Regions from separate parts of the Homo sapiens genome. Here region 1 is linked to region 2. Evidence: read pairs that join two places in POLR2A ChIA-PET (ENCODE). Cell type or tissue: IMR-90. All regions are shown on one strand. Region 1 overlaps MTMR3 (myotubularin related protein 3). Region 2 overlaps ASCC2 (activating signal cointegrator 1 complex subunit 2).

The links. ChIA-PET counts read pairs that join two places held together with the same protein. Peaks named below come from ENCODE experiments on the same cell type or tissue, not always from the same donor. Only the 100,000 strongest peaks of a DNase experiment are listed, where the experiment ranks them.
Region 1: POLR2A ChIA-PET joins it to region 2 with 7 read pairs; 7 of 35 experiments call an interaction of 5 or more read pairs at or near these places.

What each region holds. Positions count from the first base shown.
Region 1 is chr22:29,911,653-29,916,652 of GRCh38, forward strand. The region is part of intron 1 of MTMR3 (myotubularin related protein 3); the gene reads left to right. Among named protein-coding and RNA genes, the nearest start is that of MTMR3, 31 kb to the left of the region's middle. RefSeq lists an enhancer at 931-1,913. In IMR-90, no CTCF peak of the experiment used is centred here; DNase peaks (open chromatin) are centred at 1,209 and 2,639; H3K27ac peaks cover 1,336 bases.
Region 2 is chr22:29,825,233-29,830,232 of GRCh38, forward strand. It overlaps ASCC2 (activating signal cointegrator 1 complex subunit 2), which reads right to left. Exons shown (of 20, transcript NM_032204.5): 3 at 390-548; 4 at 1-25. Among named protein-coding and RNA genes, the nearest start is that of ASCC2, 11 kb to the right of the region's middle. In IMR-90, no CTCF peak of the experiment used is centred here; a DNase peak (open chromatin) is centred at 2,569.

The DNA.
Region 1 (5,000 bases), 86 kb after region 2:
CAGTGGGCTTTCTACGTATTTAAAAAATAGTTTGGACTTTAATCTCAGGGTAAACAATATATATAGGTACACTCAGTTTATATATGAGATAATATTCAGGATCAGTGGAGTGAAAATAGTAAAGTATCTTCCATTTTTCAATGGCTTAGAGGGAAAAGTGTTCATAATGGGTATAGAATTAATCAGTATTCCTTTCCCATTATTTATGCCTATACAGTGTAGAAGTTTCCCTTAAAGAGCTTATCACCATAATAAGTACAATAGCAAAGATATAAAGTCAGTACTTTTCACTGATTAGGCATAAATATCCTCTTTATTGTTTTCTTACAAAGTAGCTATGATAAACATATAAAAGGGTCAGAAAGAGAGGGGAGAAAAACTCGGTGAAAAGTCAGACAAGAGGAAATGAAGAGGTGAGGTATGTATAGTAAGCATTAGTGAACTTGTAGTAATTGCTTTAGGTTTCATGGATTGCCCACTTGTGGATTAAATGTTAGACTTCTGCAAAATGAGTTGATGGTAGAGATGAAGAAAAGTCTTAATTTGTTTTTTTTATGCTAAGGTTAAAGTTGATGTGGCTAATTAGGTATTAAGATCAGTTTTCCTGTCTTTTTATTATTTATTTATGTTTATGAATGAATGAATGAAGAAATGAATGACAAAGTCTCGCTTTGTCACCCAGGCTGGAGTGCAGTGGCATGATCATAGCACACTGCTGCCTCAAACTCCTGGGCTCAAAGGATCCTCCTGCCTCCCAAGTAGCTGGGATTACAGGTGTGCGCTACCATGCCTGGCTAATTTTAAAATTTTTAGTAGAGATGGGTTCTCGCTATGTTGCCCAGGCTTATCTAGAACTCAAGCGATCCTCCTGTGTCAGCCTCCCAAAGTGCTAGGAGGATTGCAGGCATGGGCCACCAAACCTGGCCTTGTCTTGCTTTTTAATAAGCTGTTGTCATTATGTTGCCTTTCAAAGTCCAGTTCTTCTTTACCACCCCATTTGCCTGGAGGTAATGCATTAGGTGAGAATGAAAGGTGAGTACCTAAAAGATTCAGAATTGGAAGGCCTTAATAGGATCAATGTGTAGGAGCTGCAGAGAATATGAAGGACTTTTAAATATTCCAGTCCCAAAATAAACTTGACCATTGGCCAAGATTGTGGTAAGCTAAGTATTTGAGATGTCTGTGCTACATCATCCAACTCTTGGCCTGAACTGTTTTAGCTGGCTTGCCTATGTAAATTGAAACTTCCTTTAATACTTAACTGTGAGTTAAACATAGTTCTGGAGCTCCATCGAAAGGGTCTTAGTCAGCCAGGCACAGTGGCTTACACCTGTAATCCCAGCATTCTGGGAAGCCGAGGCGAGAGAATCACTTGTGAGGCCTGGAGTTTGAGACCAGCCTGGGCAACATTGCAAGACCCCCTCTACAAAATAATAATAATAATTATTATCCAGCTGTGGTGGTGCTCACCTATAGTCCCAGCTACTCAGGAAGCTGAGGTAGGAGAGTTGCTTGAGCCCAGGACATCAAGACAGCAGTGAGCCATGATTGCACCACTGCACTCTAGCCTGGGTAACAGCGAGACTCCCATCTCAAAACAAAAACAGAAACAAAGGGTCTTAGTTATACAGATCTTCTTAATCATTCCTAAAGCGTACATTCCAAGTTTATATTTACAGTAAAGTGATCTATATCCCAAAACATGTTTCCACTGGTTACTAATTTGGGGCAAGTCATTAACTTCTCAGAGCCTTCTGTAACTAAGATTTAGGGAAAATACTGGTCTTAACCAGAGCACATATGTATACCTTTGACTCTTTTTGCTGCCACATGGTTAAAAAATCAGCCTTAGAGAGGTATAATTTGCACAAATTTTGCCTTTTTTCTAGGATGTAATATAAATGAAATCATACAGGATATACTATTTTGTGCCTGTCCTCTTTCATTTTAGTATAATGCTTTGAGAATCATTCATATTGTTAAAAGCAGTAGTTGTTCCATTTAATTGCTAAGTAGTAGTCCATTGTATGGATATTCCACAATTCCTTTATTTACTAGTTAATGGATATTGGGGTTTTTTTTTTTTCCAGGTTTTGGGTTTATTTATTTATTTATTTGAGACGGAGTCTCGCTCTGTCGCCCAGGCTGGAGTGCGGTGGCGAGATCTCGGCTAACTGCAACCTCCGCCTCCTGGGTTAAAGCTATTCTCCTGCCTCAGCCTGCTGAGGAGCTGGGACTACAGGCTCATGCCACCGCACTCGGCTAATTTTTTGTATTTTTAGTAGAGACGGAGTTTCACCTTGTTAGCCGGGTTGGTCTGATCTCTTGAGCTCGTGATCCGCCCACCTCAACCTCCCAAAGTGCTGGGATTACAGGCATGAGCCACCACGCCCGGCCCAGTTTTTGGCTATTACGAATAAATCTCCTCTGAATATTTGCAACATAGATCTTTGTGTGGACATATATTTTCATTTCTCTTGGTTAAAAATCCAGGAGTAGAAATTGCAGGATTGTAGGGTAAGTGTGTTTATAGTTTTTAAAGTAACGGCCTATTTTGCATTCCCACTGGCAATGCATGAGAATTCCAGGGCTCCAAATCCTTGTTGATGCTTGGTATTGTCATTCTTACTAACTTAAGTCATTCTAGTGGGTCTGTAGCAATACATCATCATGGTTTTAGTTTGTAATTTCCAGATGACTAATGATGATTATCTTTTCATGTGCTTATTTGCCATTTATATGTCTTTGGTGAAGTGTCTGTTCAAATCTTTTGCTCATTAAAATAGGTTGTTTTTTGTTTATTGTGAGTTCATAATGTATTCTGAATATGAGTCCTTCATAACAGGTTTTGTAAATTACATGTTTTGCAAATATGTTCTTGTAATTTGTGGCTTGCCTTTTCATTCTTAACAGTGTCTTTCAGAGAGCAAAAACTTAATCTTTATGTAGTCAGTTATTTTTTTTTTCTTTTTGAGTTAATGATCTTTTTAAAAGCCTATCTAAGGAATTGTCTCTAAACCTAAGGTCACTAATATTTTCTTAAATTTTATTCTGGAAGTTTATAGCTTTGTTTGACATTTGGGTCTGTGAAACACTTCAAATTAATACTGAGAGAAGTAAGTGTAGGGTTGCCTTTTTGTATATACTGTGAATATCTGAGTTTTCCTCTGAGCAGTGCTTCAGTTGCAGCTCACAAAATGACATATTGTGTACTACTATTCAGTTTGAATATTTTCTAATTTCTCTTTTAATGTCTTTTTTGGCCTATGAATTATAAAAGTTTGATGTTTAACTTCCTGTAGATATTTTACTGTTACTAATTTAATTCCATTGTGGTCAGAGAACATACTCTATAGGATTTCAGTCTTTTTCAGGATTTCAGAATTTGAGATTTGTTTTGTGGTAAGGCATATGGTCTATTGTGGTGAATGTTTTGTGTCTTTGAAAAGACAAATATTTGGTTCTACCAGTTCTGTCTCATATATTTTGAAGTTCTGTTTTTAGGTACATACATATTTAGGATTGTTATGTCTTCTCAGTAAATTCATTCTTTTATAATGACTTGTCCCACTTTATTTTGATAATATTTGCCATCCCCCAGGCTACTTTAACATGAATATAACTCTTGTAGCTTTATTACCACAGTATTTGCATAATTTTTTCCCATCCTTTTACTTTTAGTCTGTGTATATATTTGCAATGCATTTCTTGTGATTAGCACATAGTTAGGTCTCGCTTTTTTATTTAGGCTGACGGTCTCCTTCATTCATTCATTTGTTCATTCATTGAGATGGAGTCTCGCTCTGCCACCCAGGCTGGAGTGCAGTGATGCCATCTTGGCTCACTGCAACCTCAGCCTCCCGGGTTCAAGTGATTCTCCTGCCTCAGCCTCCTGAGGAGCTGGGATTACAGGCGCCTGCCACCATGCCCGGCTAATTTTTGTATATTTTATGTTTTGTATATTTACCCCTGTGTTGGCAAAGCTGGTCTCAAACTCCTGACTTTAGGTGATCCACCCGCCTTGGCCTCCTAAAGTGCTGGGATTACAGGTGTGAGCCACTGCGCCCGGCTGACAGTCTCCTTTTAATTGTTGTTATTAAATGATGGGTTTACTCTGAGTTTGAGTATCCATATGGTTAGGTTTCAGTCTACCATTTTGCCATTTGTTTTCTATTCATCCCGTCTATTCTTTTCTGTCATTTTTTGAATGAAAGATTTTGTAATATTTCATCTTATCCCCTCTTTTAGTGGAGATATACTTATTTGTTCTATTTTTCTCTGTGGCTGCTCTATAGTAGATACCTTTAACTTACGACATTCTGCCTTCAAATTATATACCACTTAATGTATAAGAATCCTATGGCGTTATGTCTCCATTTTCCTATCTTCTGTTCTTTTTGCTATTGTCATACATTTTACTTTTGGATATGTTAGAAAATCCATAATTCAACGTTAGGCTTGTTTTTATTTAAAGCTTTGTTCATCTGGGCCTGTAGAGGAGCCTTTGCCCTCGGGCTAGTTGAGCTGTGTTTATAAAGGTTTCAGCTGAATGGCCTGAGTTTAGTAAGGTCTCTTTAATCAGTCAGAAGGAGAATGCCTGTGTAAACTCTGGTAGTTGTGTTTATAGTTCCCAAGTAGTTGCTTGTTACCCAGTGGTTGTTCTTTGCCTACCCTCGTGAAATCTCACCTAATACATGTGCAGCTAATTTAGTAAAGATGTAGTAGTGCCTCACAAATTACAGCTGCTTCAGCCTTCGGAGACACATTTAAGTTTCTGATTGGGTTTCCACCCTCCCTAGATTCTCAGTTTCTCCCTTTCTGGCTGGGGTCTGGAAACTGCCTCAAAATACAAAGCTTTGACAATCATAAGGCACAGGTAATTTGCTTGTCTTCTCTCAGGGATCACAGTTCGGTGCTATTGTTCAGCATCCAAGAATAGCTGTTTCATGTATCTTGTCCAGTTTTTTAGTAGTTTTGGTGGAAGGGCTAGTCTCAAGTTA
Region 2 (5,000 bases):
TCTGTAGAGTCTCGTCAAAGATCACCTAAACCAGGAGACAGAGGAGAGCGAGGATTTATCCCTTAGGCCCCAGGGGCTTGTGGGTGGACTGTGCAGGGACTCAATGCCCATCAGCCCTGCCCTATTCCAAACACTCCGACCCCAAGGGACCAAGGAGGTATGAATGAGCCAAGGGCTAAACACAAGATTCTAAAATTGACACTTTGAAAGGTGTGTAAACATTAAGATTGTGATACAAGACAGAGCAATCCGAACCACAATTTGCTGTTAAGGATCCAGTGAAAGAAGTAGACAAAAAAGCACCTCCTAGGGGAAGAAAAACAACAACAGCAACCAACCAATGGCATGTCATGTGCTTTGTCTTAGCGTTAATTTTGATAGAATGTTACCTGGCACCAGAATTTATCGTGAGGCAAGGCCAGGAGCCAGTCGAGGTCATTGGCTACGAAGGTGGCGCGTTCCAGGTACTCCTCCACTAGGGCGGGAATGTTGTCTTTAGGGGGCGGTTTGTATAACACAAAATACCGGTCTGCCTTCTGCTCGGGGTGCTACGGATCCAAAAACCACGTGTTAACGTGGCAGAGGTTAGTCAGCGAGGGCCCATTTGCCAACCCACAGCAATGACAACACTTGGCTGTTCCAACCGGTGACCCTCCAAGGAGCTTTTAAGCATAAAGAACCAAGTGTATCTAACAAAGAGGGCATGGTTGCATTCAGCGAACACTAGGCGGTAATTAAAATCCATGTTTTCGGAGTGGATTTAATGACACGGGGAAAGGTTAAGGGAAGAGAAAGCAGGATACAAAACTCTCTGTTTAATATAATCAGTTTTCATTTTCCTTTTTTAGTAAAAGGCAAAAGATTTATTTGTTATGAAGAAAAACCAGAGCATAGTTTTCGGTCTTTAAAAAGTGTAAGTATATTCACACACTGGTATTGATTTTTAAAAAAGAAGCTGGGGAGATGACGCCCCAAAGCTAATAGTGGTTATCTCTGATGGGGGCGGGGGGTGGTGAATTGTGGCTTGAATAGACTTTCCCATTAAAAAAAAAAAAAGAACATATATTCATATATTACTTTTGTTTTGTTTTGTTTTGTTTTTGAGACAGGTCTCACTCCCGTTGCCCAGGCTGAAGTGGAGTGGCATAATCTTGGCTCACGGCAGCCTCTACCTCCTGGGCTTAGGTGATCCCCCACCTCAGCCTCCCAAGTAGCTGGGACTACAGGTGCACACCACCATGCCTGGCTAATTTTTTTTTAGTAGAGATGGGGTTTTGCCATGTTGCCCAGGTGGTCTCAAACTCCTGGGCTCAAGCCATCCGCCTGCCTTGGCCTCCCAAAGTGCTAGGATTACAGGTTTGAGCCACCTCTCCTGGCCACATATATTACTTTTTAAATTAATTTTTAATTATATAATTTGACACAAGCATCTTTTCTTTCAAAAACTTACAAGGTACAGAGAAGGTGAGCTGCCTGGGACTACACTCCCAGGCCCCATGTTCCCTGCAGAGGTAACCACTCACCATCTGATGGGTGTCCTTGCAGACCTCTTCCAGGCATTTACATTAAATTATACCCATAAAGGCCAGGCACAGTGGCTCATGCCTATAATCCCAGCACTTTGGGAGGCTGAGGCAGGCAGATCACGAGGTCAGGAGATCGAGACCATCCTGGCTAGCACAGTGAAACCCCGTCTCTACTAAAAATACAAAAAAATTAGCCGGGCATGGTGGCGGGCGCCTGTAGTCCCAGCTACTCGGGAGGCTGAGGCAGAAGAACGGCGTGAACCCGGGAGGCAGAGCTTGCAGTGAACCGAGATCACGCCACTGCACCCCAGCCTGGCTGACAGAGCCAGACTCCATCTCAAAAAAAAAAAAAAAAAAAAAAATTATACCCATGAAACAATTTGTCTGGGTCTGTTCTTTCCTTTTTTTTTGTTTTTTATTTTTTTGTAAGTAAGTCTCAGCGTAGAATCACAAGTTCTCCCTTCCAGCCCCTACTTGCCATGAACAAACCTTACTTTGTTCACCATAAAGAGGAGATGGGCTCAGTTTTCTCCTCTGACTACATAACGGGTGCTTTCTCTGGGGAAGTGGTAGCAGGAGGATGGCCAGGCAATGTGTCAGCTCTTATCAACCACAGTCCATCCACTTCCAGGTCTGTTGATCCAGGGGATATAGAAAAATTGAGACTGATAAGAGGTCAGCCTCCTCAAGAACCATCTATGCCTTCCTAGTGCCTTACGCGAGTTTCCAAACTGTAGAGCCTGTGGGTACCACAAGGATTCTTCAAGGCCACCTCTCATGTGGGTCTGCAGGACCCCCTCCCATTTAAATCAAATTTGTATCATGGAGTTACAGGTACAAATCTGTTGAAAAAGAAATTCTGCTGGCTGAAACAAGTTCAAAACAACTGTCAGGAGCCGAAATACATCTCCTTGGTTTCCAAGCTTCCTCCCTCTTCTATCTGTTGGCACTTTACCTCTTCCCTCACTTCTCACTCAGGCCAGGCTACTCATTCTCCCGACACACACACACACACACACACACACACACACACAACCAGGCTACTCATTCTGACACACACACACACACACACATACACCCAGACTACTCATTCTCCTGACACACACACACACACACACACACCAGGCTACTCATTCTTCTGACACACACACACACACACACACACACACACCAGGCTACTCATTCTTCTGACACACACACACACACACACACACACACACACCCCTGAGATTCTACTTTCCCTACAATCCCACAGGGGGAAGATGGACATCTAAATCACCAAGTGAGCACAAAACAAAGGAAGTGACAGCTCAAACCTGGCAGAGGGACTGTGGAAATGCAGAAGGGAATTAATAGCACCTGGAGGATAAGGGACGGCTTCCCAGAGCAAGCAGACTTCCTCCAAGGCTCCAAGCATTCGAGGATAAGGACTTCAAATGGAAGAAACATTTTTATGGAGGCATAAACATGGGTCATAACAAAAGGGCACAGATTGCACTGGGCGGTGGGAGACAGATTTGGTGAATGCTGGAATGGTGCAAATGAAAGCTGCCACTCATTGTGGACCTGCCCTGTGCCAGCCACTAAGCAGGCACAACCCACAGCCCCTATTTTTTTAATCTACAAAAACTATTTAAAAGAGACATAGTATTCATCCCATTTTAGAGGAGGAATCAAACAGTAAGTTTCAGGAACTTTCCCAAGGTCATGGGATTAAAGAGGCAACTGAGGCAGGATTTGAGCCAAAGCTTACACTGCAGACCTATTAAATGACCTATGGTATCTGTGTGCCATCCTGGTCTCACTGATTGTCCTTCTGACCCCAGTTCCAATCTCACCTCTTCCAGGAAGCCTCCCTGACTCCCATCCCAGCTGGATTAGGAGCTCATCTAAGCTCTCCCTCAGCACCTGCATTCTGTGCTCACCTCTCTATACCACTTGAACAGCATTAAAAGTGCTTTCAGATCAGTGGTTTGGATGGGGAAAGGGTGGGAGGAAGGCATGGATTGCAGAGAGGCACAAGAAAACTTTCAGGGGTGGTAGAAATGCTCATTGATGATGATAGTTTCATGCATGCATACAGATGGAAAAACCAATCAAATTGCATATTTTACGTTTTAATTTTTAAAATGTTGGCTGGGTACAGTGGCTCATGCCTGTAATCCCAGCACTTTCGGAGGCCAAGTCAGGCCCATCACTTGAGGCCAGGAGTTTGAGACCAGCCTGGCCAACACTGTGAAATCCCATCTCTTATCAAAAATACAAAACTTAGCCAGGTGTAGTGGCACGCACCTATAGTCCCAGCTACTCGGGAGGCTGAGGCAGGAGAATCACTTGCACCTGGGAGGCGGAGGTTGCAGTGAGCAGAGATCATGCCACTGCACCCCAGCCTGGGCAACAGGTTAGACTCCACCTCAAAAAAAAAATTCCCTTTCTTTTCATAGGTGTTGGCAAATTGTATATTTTAAATATGTGCAGTTTATTGTCCTTCAACAATGCCTGAATAAAGCTGTATAAAAGGGGAGGACTGGTCTTCCCAGCTGTCTCCCCCACTAGCTTGTAGGTGTCTGGAGGCAGTCTGAGCTTTGCTCACCCAGCATTCCGAGTCTATAGAACACCACCTGGCATTGAGCAGACTTTCTGTACAGATCTGCTGGCTGGACAAAGAAATGAATGGAGGCTGACTGGACGTGGTGGCTCACGCCTGTAATCCCAGTGCTTTAGGAGGCCAAGGCGGGCGGATCACAAGGTCAGGAGTTCGAGACTAGCCTGGCCAACATGGTGAAACCCCGTCTCTGCTAAAAACACAAAAATTAGCTGGTCCCAGCTACTCAGGAGGCTGATGCAGAAGAATCACTTGAACCCGGGAGGCGGAGGTTGCAGTGAGCCGAGATCGCGCCACTGCACTCCAGCCTAGGCGACAGAGCAAGACTCTGTCTGGGAAAAAAAAAAAATGGTTTTGCCATGTTGCCCGAGCTGGTCTTGAACTCCTGGGCTCAAGTGATCTACCTGCCTCAGCCTCCCAAAGTGCTGGGATTACAGGCGTGAGCTACCGGGCCTGGCCACAAGACTATTTCTTTTGGGTCTTCAAGTATGTGCTATTCAAATAGATCCTCAACCAACATTAGCTCTACCAATTACCCTGAAAAGGTGGTGTGGTAACTACCCTTTGGCTAGAGATCATGCCCCAAGCCAAGACTAAAGGGACAAATATAGGGTGGACACATATCTTAGTACAATCTTTCAGGAGCTGCCCGTGGCCTTCAGAGTAACACTCTTCAGTCTGCCAGCAAGACCCCTCTTCGATCAGGCAGCTGTCTCCCTCAACTCATCTGCCTTCCCACCATACCCCCAATTTAGTGCTGCTGTTGTTGTCCCTGCTGTCATCACCATTGTAATAACAATTTATTGAGTGCTTACTATGTTCCAGGCACAGTGCTCATTCACAGGCATCTCATTTAATCCCCACAACCA